2 separate regions of the Homo sapiens genome follow, and region 1 is linked to region 2. Evidence: chromatin loops called from intact Hi-C (ENCODE). Cell type or tissue: PC-3. All regions are shown on one strand. Region 1 has its middle 3.4 kb from the start of ANGEL2. Region 2 overlaps RPS6KC1 (ribosomal protein S6 kinase C1).

Region 1 (5,000 bases), 52 kb after region 2:
CTCCCAAAGTGCTGGGATCACAGGTGTGAACCACTGCGCCCGGCCTAAAGTATGTATCTTAATTAAAAAGTACTTTCCTGCTAAAAATTGCAAACAATCAACTAAACCTTTAGCAAGCCATAATATTTTTTGCTGGTGGAGGGTCTTGCCTTTATGTTAATGGCTACTGACTTATCAGATTTGTGGTTGCTGAAGGTTGGGATGGTTGTGGAAATTTCTTAGAAAAAAATGAACTTTGCTGCATAGATTGACTCCTCCGTTCATGAAAGATGTCTCTGTACATGTGATGCTGTTTGATAGCATTTTATACACAGTAGAAAATGTCTTTCAAAATTGGAGTCAATTCTCTGAAATACTCATTCCACTTTATCAACAAAGTTTATATAATATTCTAAACCCATTGTTGTCATTTCAACAATGTTCAGAGCATCTATACCAGGAGTAGATTCTATTTTAGGAAACCACTTTCTTTGCTCATCCGAAAGAAGCAACTCCTCATTTGTTCAAGTTTTATCATGCGATTGTAGCAATCCAATCACCTCTTCAAGCTCTAATTCTAGTTCTCTTGCTATTTCTACTACATCTGTTGTTACTACCCCCACTGAAGTCTTGAACCCCTCAAAGCCAACCATGAGGGCTGGAATCAACTTCTCTCAAGCTCCTGTTAATGTGGAAATTTTGACCTCCTTCCATGAATCAAAATGTTCTGAAAGGCATCTAACATGGCAAATCTTTTCCAGAAGATTTGCATCAAAGATGGTGACTCCTTTCTAGAAGGTTTTTAATTTACTTTCCCCAGATCCTTCTGTGGCAGCTATAACCTTAGAAAATGTATTTCTTAAATGAGGGGACTTGAAAGTCAAAATTATTCCCTGATCCCATGGGCTGTAGAATGGATGTTGTGTTAGCAGGGATAAAATAACATTCAACTGAGAGCTCTTGGGTGACCAGGTGTATTGTTAATGAGCATAACGTTTTGAAAAGAGTCTTTTTTTCTAAGCACAAAAGTGTGCTTAAAATATTCAGTAGACCATGGTATAAACTGATGTGCTGTTGTCCAGGCTTTGTCTTCCATTGATAGAGGACAGGCAGAGTAGATTTAACAGAATTCTTAAGGGTCCTAGGATTTTCAGAATGATCAATGAGCATTGGCTTCTACTAAAAGCCACCAGCTCCATTAGCTGCTAACAAGAGACTCAGCCTGTCCTTTGAAGTGTTGAAGCCAGGTATTGACTTCTTTCTAGCTATGAAAGTCCTAGATGGCATCTTCTTCCAACAGAGGCTGTTTCATCTGCACAGAAAATCGGTTGTGTATTATAACCACCTTCATCAGTAATCAAAGCTGCATCTTCTAGATAACTTGCCGCAGCTTCTCCAACAGTACTTTCTGCTTCCGCATGCACTTTTATGTTATGGAGACAGCTTCTTTCCTTAAACCTCATGAAGCAACTTCTGCTAACTTCCAACTTGTCTTCTGCAGCATCCTCACTTCTCTCAGCCTTCATAGAATTGAAGAGAGTTAGGGCCTTACGCCGGACAAGGCTTTGATTTAAGGGAATGTTGTAGCTGGTTTGATCTTCTATATAGACCACTCAGATTTTCTCCATATCAGCAATAAGGCTGTTTTGCTTTCTTATCATGCCTTCATACACTGGAGTAGCATTTTTAATTTCCTTCAAGAACTTTTCCTTTGCATTCACAATTTGGTTAACTGTTTGGTGCAAGATGCCTGTCTTTGGGCCTATCTCAGCTTTTGTCATCCCTTCATTAAGCTTAATAATTTCTAGCTTTTGATTTAAAGATCTGTAACTCTTCCTTTCACTTGAACACTTAGGCACCATCGTAGGGTTATTAATTGGCCTAATTTCAATATTGTGTAGGGGACATGGAGGCCTGAGGAGAGGGAGAGAGACAGGGAATGGTTGGTCAGTCAGCAGAGCAGTCAGAACACACACATTTGTTAAGTTTGCCATCTTGAATGGGTGCAGTTTGTGGTGCCCCAAAACAATTACAATAGTAACATCAACGACCGCTGATCACAGATCACCATAATAGATATAAGAATGATGAAAATGTTTGAAATATGCGAGAATAACCAAAATGTTATACAGAGAAAGAAAGTGAGCACATGCTGTTGGAAAAATCGTTATCAATAGAATTGCAAAAGGGAGGGTTGCCACAAATCTTCAATTTGCAAAAAACAGAGTATCTGTGAAGCATAATAAAGTGAAGCACAATAACACAAGATATGCTTCTACAAACCAAAGAAAAACACACAATTACTGGAGAAGAAAATAAAAATTAGAAAAACAAAGACTCAGCAACATGCTTTTGCCATTTTAGATTTATCTCTGGGAGCAAGAAAATTGCCAGAACTCAGGCAATCCATGAAGTGTACTTTTACAGTGATAAAATTCACCTGCCTCTGTCAGATGAATACATTGGGCATCTTGGTGGGAACTACTGAACTTTTAAAAGATAATTTTCCAAAAAAAAAAAAAAAGGTAAAATCATGACTCTCAAACAGATATAATACGAACACATTAGTCATTTTATTTTATTTATTTTGAAACGGAGTCTCACTCTGTCACCCAAGGTGGAGTGCAGTGGTGCGATCTTGACTCACTGCAACTTCCGCCTTCTGGATTTAAGCGATTCTCATGCCTCAGTCTCCCAAGTAGCTGGGATTACAGGCATGAGCCACCACACCCAGCTAATTTTTGTCTATTTTTAGTAGAGACGGGGTTTCACCATGTTGGCCAGGCTAGTCTTGAACTCCTAACCTCAAGTGATCCGCCTGCCTTGGCCTTCCAAAGTGCTGGGATTACAGGCGTGAGCCCCTGCACCCAGCCATTTTATTTAACTCATTACATAGGTGAACCAGACAGATGTTATCACCTGTTCAAAGGAGAATCCAAAGAGCAGACATGTTTATAGATCAGAAATATTGATCTTGCAAATGGTGCAAAACTGGCTTTTTTGTTGTTGTTGTTGTTTAATTTATTATTATTATTATTATTATTATTATTATTATTTGCGATGGAGTCTCGCTGTGTCGCCCAGGCTGGAGTGCAGTGGCGCGATCTCGGCTCACTACAACCTCCATCTCCCAGGTTCAAGCGATTCTCCTGCCTCAGCCTCCTGAGTAGCTGAGATTACAGGCATGCCACCACACCTGCTAATTTTTGTATTTTTAGTAGAGAACGGATTTCACCATGTTGGTCAGGCTGGTCTCGAACTTCTGACCTCGTGATCCTCCCGCCTCAGCCTTTCAAAGTGCTAGGATTACAGGTGTGAGCCACTGCAGGCAGCCAAAACTGGCTTTTCCATAGAGATGGAGAGTTCTCCCCCCAACTAGGTAGAATTATTTTACAAGTCCATAGACAAAAATCATTTGCACTGCCACAAGCGCCCTGCAAGTTAACTTTAATCTTTGCAATAGTCTAGGCCCAGATAAAGGCAAATATCTTTTAGGATCAGATAAACCCCCAAATTCCAACACTGCATGAAAAGATATCTATTAATTTCTTTTACTTATTTAAAAATGTTACATTTCTCCTTACCTCTTAGGGTGTGCTAAAGGAAAAAGCTTCTGGTCATTCACAAGTCCCAAGTTCTGGCCCACTGTTAACCATTCATTCAAAAATATTTTTACTACTATATATTGTGTACTTAGCACAGCACTAGGTCAAGTAAATTTTGGAAATAATGAGTCATGGTCTTTCCTCAGAAGTTATTTACAATCTCATTATAAAGACAAGACATACAGTAAACTACTAGTCAATTTAATGAACTACAAAATTGTGAGTACAACTAGAAAATAGGGCAGTATAAAACAGAAATACAGTCTTTCTCCATTATTTGTGGATTCCATATTTGCAAATTTGCCTACTTGCTAAAATTGATCTGTAACCTCCATGTATTCTTGGACATGTACAGAGCAGGGAAAATTTTTAATTGCCCAAAGTGCACATTCCCAGCTGAGGCTAAACAAGGCATTCTCTGCCTTTTTGTTTCAGCTCTCATGCTATACCATAGTGTCCCCTTGTTGCCAGGGCTGGAGTACAGTGACACTATCTTGGTTCACTGCAGCCTCGCCCTCTCGGGCTAAAGTAATCCTTTCACCTCAAATTCTGGAGTAGCTGGGACTACAGACGAGAGCCACCATGCCCGGCTAATTTTTGTATTTTTTGTAGGGACGGGGTTTCGCCATGTTGTCCAGTGTGGTCTTGAACTCCCTGGCTGAAGCGATCCAGCCGCCTTGGCCTCCCATATTGCTGGGATTACAGGCGTGAGCCATCAGGACCAAGTGTCCTTTTCACATTCCATTTAGTGATATGTTTTTCACGTTTTTGTACTTTTTGTTGATGTTGCTGTTTAAAATGGTCCCCAAGCGTTGTGCTGTATAGTGCTCCTAAGCACAAGAAGGCTGTCATGAGCCTTGCAGAGAAAATAGCAGTGTTAGATAAGCTTTGTTGAGGTATGAATTATAGTGCTGTTGACTGAGTTCAATGTTAATGAATCAACAATATATATTAAATAAGATGTCTTTAAGCGGAAACACACATACAACAAAACTATGTATTGATTAAGTTGATGAAAATGCGACCAGAGGCTTACAGGATCCTAATCCTGTATTTCCCTTAGGAGTAATGATTCAGTATTTACTAATTCAGTGTTTCCAGCAACTTTACAGAACCTAACTACTGCAAATAACAAGAATCAATTACATACTGAGGGAAAGGTTTTTTTCAAATACACTTTACTTCCTTTTATGCACCAGGGATAAGAAAAGCCTTCCCAAGAAATTACCACTGTTTCAAAGAGCCTATAAAAGCAGTGCTCCTGCCTTCTAGTATCCTTTTCCCCTCTACTCTCCACACTTTATTCTTTCTCGGTTTCTCTCTTCCTGTTTCTTGCAGGGTCTCCACTTAAATAATGTCTTTCAACAATCTACAGTCCTATAATACATTTAATAAAGGTGGACACACAAGACATAC
Region 2 (5,000 bases):
ATCAGTACATCTAGTCCTCAATAGCCCTTGTGAAGCTTTACTATATAGTCTAAAGCAGTAACAAATGAATAAGTTAATGGAGAGGGAAAGTGAAAGGAAGTGAAAAACAAACTCTAAGTGGTGAATTCCTCTCCCAAATGAGAATTCTAATGTTTAAATACACTAAGTGGGAAACTAAAAAAAGTACTGTTATAATTTCAAGATTATTCTATATTTTAAGAAGCCAACTAAATAGAAAACTTTTAAAAATTTATACCACTTCTAACAAAGAACCATGCAATTGTCTAACTAAAAGACACTTACAAGAGTTTTCAGATGAATGGTTCACCAACAGTTGTTATTATAAAAGAGTTTTCCCGAAAAAAGGACTAAGAAAATGGCAGAGAGTATGTTCATGGATAGGTTGGTTCAGGATTCTCCCTGGAAAATGGGAACATCAAGCTACAAACTACAGCACAGCAATCAGACAATGCATTCAAAGGAAATACACCCATTTTCAATTTTAAGAGTTGTAAACTAGAAATCTAAAGAATAGTTCACACTCATCAATTGATACAAGTAAAGACAGAAAAGTACTTTAATCAATGGTGCAAATTACTTTCACTGATACATATATATGTATGTATACATTTTTTTCTTTCAAAATAACAATATTACAATATTCTTTCTGTTTCCTGGTAGGGAATGAATTGTCTTAAAACCCATCAGGAAAATAGTATTAAATCTATTTTTTTTTTTTTTTGAGACAGAGTCTCACTCTGTTGCTCAGGCTGGAGTGCAGTGGTGCAATCTCAGCTCACTGCAACCTCTGCCTCCCAGGTTCAAGCAGTTCTCCTACCTCAGCCTCCCAAGTAGATGGGATTACAGGTGCCTGCCACCATGCCCAGCTAATTTTTGTATAAAAATATATCTGTTTTAAATCATAGGACAAAAACAACTATGAAATCAGACATAGCCAGAAATGATAATGTATAAAATTTAAATATTATCTAAACCTGGGGCCATACACTCATATCAACCAGTACCAAACAGTCACCTTAAATGTATGAATCAAGCCAGGTATTTTCTGTAGAGTAGTGGGACCCGTGGCTAAACAGAAACAACCTACCACCCAAAGACATTCATATTTAATTGTGGAAAAAAAAAAAACAATACTGTTGCAGAATCAGGACTGTAAACTTAAAGTATCTGTTTTAAACACATTAGGGAGGCGGAAAAAATCCTGATATATGTCCTTCTAGTCTTAGTGAAATTGAGCAGGGACTAAAATGAAAATAAATCAAGAAACATTCAAAGCAGCAAGCTCCTCAGTAAGGATTCCTAAAGATACACAACAAGCACAAAGTAAATACAAATAGAGAATTCCACAATTTTAAGCAAAACATAACAGGCTGGTACCATTATAGAAAGAAGGAAAAAAAATGAAAAAATGCACAGAAGAATCTGCAAAAGAACTTACTAACTTAAAGTTTAAAAAAAAAGAAATATCTATGCCTAAAGCAGTTTTCCAAGATGTCAACATGTCAATTCAATCTAAAAGTGAAAGTAGGCAGAGACCCATAATTTACTGTTAGAATCTTTAAAATAAATATTAGTTACCAAATACTTTTTATTACACAGGCATTATGATCTTGAAATGGGTAAATAGGGGCCCTTAAGTGATACTGAAATCTTGTAAACACTAGTTACCAGAACAATGATCACTTAGTAAACAGCACCATAATTCATTAAATTCTTATTTATATAACTTAACACCTACTAAAACTTAACAATTACTTAGTAGGTCTCAAATAGGACACTTCAGCTACTGTTTTGTGAAATGAAGACAATCTTCACGCAAACATATAAAGACTGATGTACAGGCCAGGCACAGTGGCTCACGTCTGTAATCCCAGCACTTTGGGAGGCTGAGGCAGGTGGATCACCTGAGGTCAGGAATTCGAGACCAGCCTGGCCAACGTGGTAAAACCCCATCTCTACTAAAAATACAAAAATAGCTGAGTGTGGTGGCAGATGCCTGTAATTCCAGCTACTCGGGAGGCAGAGGCAGGAGAATCACTTGAACCCAGGAGGCAGAGGTTGCAGTGAGCCGAGATTGCGCCACTGCACTCCAGCCTGAGCAACAGGAGCGAAACTCCGTCTCAAAAAAAAGAGGTTGATGTACAAATGATTCAGGCAATTTCCTCAAAAAAGCATTTAGTTAAATTTTTATCAAATACATAAAATAAAATCTTCATATAAATGTTACCTCCTGGACATCCTCTGGATTTCTTCGTGAAACAACCTAAAACAAAACATACATAGAAATCTCTAATCATTATCAAAATTTAAGATTTCATATTTGTATAATTAACTTCCAATAGTATTTGTATGAAAAATTCAATTTGCTTAAAAAAATAAACACTATATCATTTATCCAAAACTCAGCTATATAATAACTTCACTATCTGAAATTCATACTGTTAAATCAAGTTTAACCTAAAGTTACCTCCCTTAGGCTACATATTTTAAGTTTGGCCTAAAAGTTTCTCTGTACATAATGAAAGAGAAATAGATATGTAAATAGATGTGTAAAGACTGTAACCTACTCTGGCGCCAATCACCAAGTTTTGGCCAAAGAGAGCCAACTGTTCAAACAGTGTTCAAATAAGGCAAATGCTTAGTTGGAACCAATACAGCTGTTTCAGTTTCCTTTTCTGTACATCACTTTCCTTTTTCTGTCCATAAATCTTCCACCACATGGTTGCGCTGGAGTCTCTCTGGACCTACACTGGCTGAGGAGGCTGACCAATTTGTGAATCATTCTTTGCTCAATTAAACTCTGTTAAATTTAATTTGGCTAAAAATGTTATTTTAACAATACTAAAAATTAAGCAAAAAAACAGCTAAAAGTAAGTCCACATGCTAAAGTTCATATATTCACTACATTCTTAAGAAAAAGCATCTGGCCTTTACTCTTACTTAATTAACATAATTCTAACAAGTTTGTTCACATCTCCCCTTCCCAGCAAGCCTATATACAAATTAGAAGCATAAAAAGCAGCTGCACTTAGGCAAAGTGTACAAGGGATCTCCCTACATTATTTCTTACAACTGTATATGAATCTACAATTAGCACAATAAAACTTTCAATTAAAAAAAAGCAGCTACAATGCTCGGACACAACATGTGAGAAGTATGAGAAGTAATCACTGGCTACCTATGATGAAGAAAACAAAAGTAATATAAATTATTTACAAACATTCAGGGACAAATAATCCTTCTATCAATACTCCCTAAGCAAAGAGGAAAAGGAGAGATTCCTTCAGACTTCCCTGATGACAAAGGCCAAAAAGTCTAACACCAGGTAAAAAGATTTTTTTCACAAAACTTTTGAAAAGGCTAGGTGTTTAAATCATCAAACAGCATCCTAAATTAGGAAAATCTCACATTAGATTACATAATACGGTACCATCCATGTAAGTGTCAAATTAACGGTTTTGAAGCTACAATGGTGTATTTTGCAAAAATAAACAAAAAGATAAATCAGGCTGTTCTGCCTATGGAGTAGCCATTCTTTATTCCCTTACTTTCTTAATAAACTTGCTTTCACTTTAAAAAAAATTTTAAAAAAAGATAAATCAAACACACATTAAAATGGTTGCCTAGGAGTGTGAGGAAGAAAAGGGTCTTTGATATCTAATGACAATACACCATGAACTAGGGATTATAATCCATTCAGCAACACCCCTAAAGTCCAAAATAAGAACAAAAAATAGAGGATGTAAAGTCAGACAAACCTTGGTTCAAATTACAGTTCCTCTTACAGGTTTGATCTCATCGATAAAACGGAGATAATACTAACTGCCTGGCCTGGCTGTTGTGAACAACAAATAAGGACACAGCAAGAACTCTATAATTTAAAAGTTTCCTGTCCCCTACCAGACAGGTTAACCATTGTAAAAGGTCCCACCTAAGAATTCCAGAGAACAAATATCTTGCACTCTATTCTCCAACTTTCAGAATATATAAACTTGGTGAAATCTTGTAGTAATTGTCATTAATTTATACTACAGTGCTATGCAATAGAACTTTCTGTGATAACGGAAAAAAAGGTTCTCTATTTGCAGTGTTCAACACAGCCACCACTAGCCACATGTGTGTGGCTACTGAGCCACTGAAATATGGCTACTTTGAGAAACTACATTAATTTTATTTCATTTAAATTAATTCAAAAAAATTTTTGTATTAAAGAGACAGGGTCTCACTCTGTCACCTAGGCTAGAGTGCCATGGCATGATCATAGCTCACTGCAGCCTCAAACTCCTGGACTCAACTGATCCTCCCACCTCAGCCTCTTGTGTAGCTGGAACTATAGGCACACCACAGTCGGCATACACACACACACACACACACACACACACACACACACACACATATATACACTTTTTTTTTTTTTTGGTAGAGATGGGGGTCTCCCTATGTTGCCCAGGCTGCTCTCAAATTCCTGGGATCAAGCAATCCTCCCGCCTCAGCCTCCCACAGTGCTAGGATTATAAGTGAGAACCACTGTAAGCCTTAATTTAAATTTAAATCAAAATAGCTACATGTGGTTAATGGCTACCAAATTAGACAACACAGATTCAGTATAAGAGACTATAACAGGTAACTAACAACTATACATTATTCAAATCTTTGATTTTAGCTATTACTTTCAAATACCAGCCTGTCCCCTCACACACCTTTCCAAAAGTATAGTATTTCACATAGTATGACTAATTTTGCTTCTTATAAGTGTTTCTTTTTTTTTTTTTTTTTTTTTTTTTTGAGACAGAGTCTTGCTCTGTCACCCAAGCTGGAGTGCAGTGGCGCGATCTTGGCTCACTGCAACCTCCACCTCCTGTGTTCAAGTGATTCTCCTGCCTCAGCCTCCCGAGTACCTGGGACTACAGGCATGTGCTACCATGCCCAGCGAATTTTTGTATTTTTAGTAGAGACAAGGTTTCACCATGTTGGCCAGG

What was found. Hi-C counts contacts between places; a loop is a spot of excess contacts. Peaks named below come from ENCODE experiments on the same cell type or tissue, not always from the same donor. Only the 100,000 strongest peaks of a DNase experiment are listed, where the experiment ranks them.
Region 1: a loop joins it to region 2, with 6 times the contacts of the local background. A loop is called at or near these places in 7 of 110 quality-filtered maps.

The regions. Positions count from the first base shown.
Region 1 is chr1:213,016,786-213,021,785 of GRCh38, reverse strand. No RefSeq gene overlaps it. Among named protein-coding and RNA genes, the nearest start is that of ANGEL2, 3.4 kb to the right of the region's middle. In PC-3, no CTCF peak of the experiment used is centred here; no DNase peak of the experiment used is centred here; H3K27ac peaks cover 1,056 bases.
Region 2 is chr1:213,068,290-213,073,289 of GRCh38, reverse strand. RPS6KC1 (ribosomal protein S6 kinase C1) reads right to left here. Exons shown (of 15, transcript NM_012424.6): 2 at 2,249-2,284. Among named protein-coding and RNA genes, the nearest start is that of RPS6KC1, 20 kb to the right of the region's middle. RefSeq lists an enhancer at 2,550-2,849. In PC-3, a CTCF peak has its summit at 2,723; a DNase peak (open chromatin) is centred at 2,729; H3K27ac peaks cover 322 bases.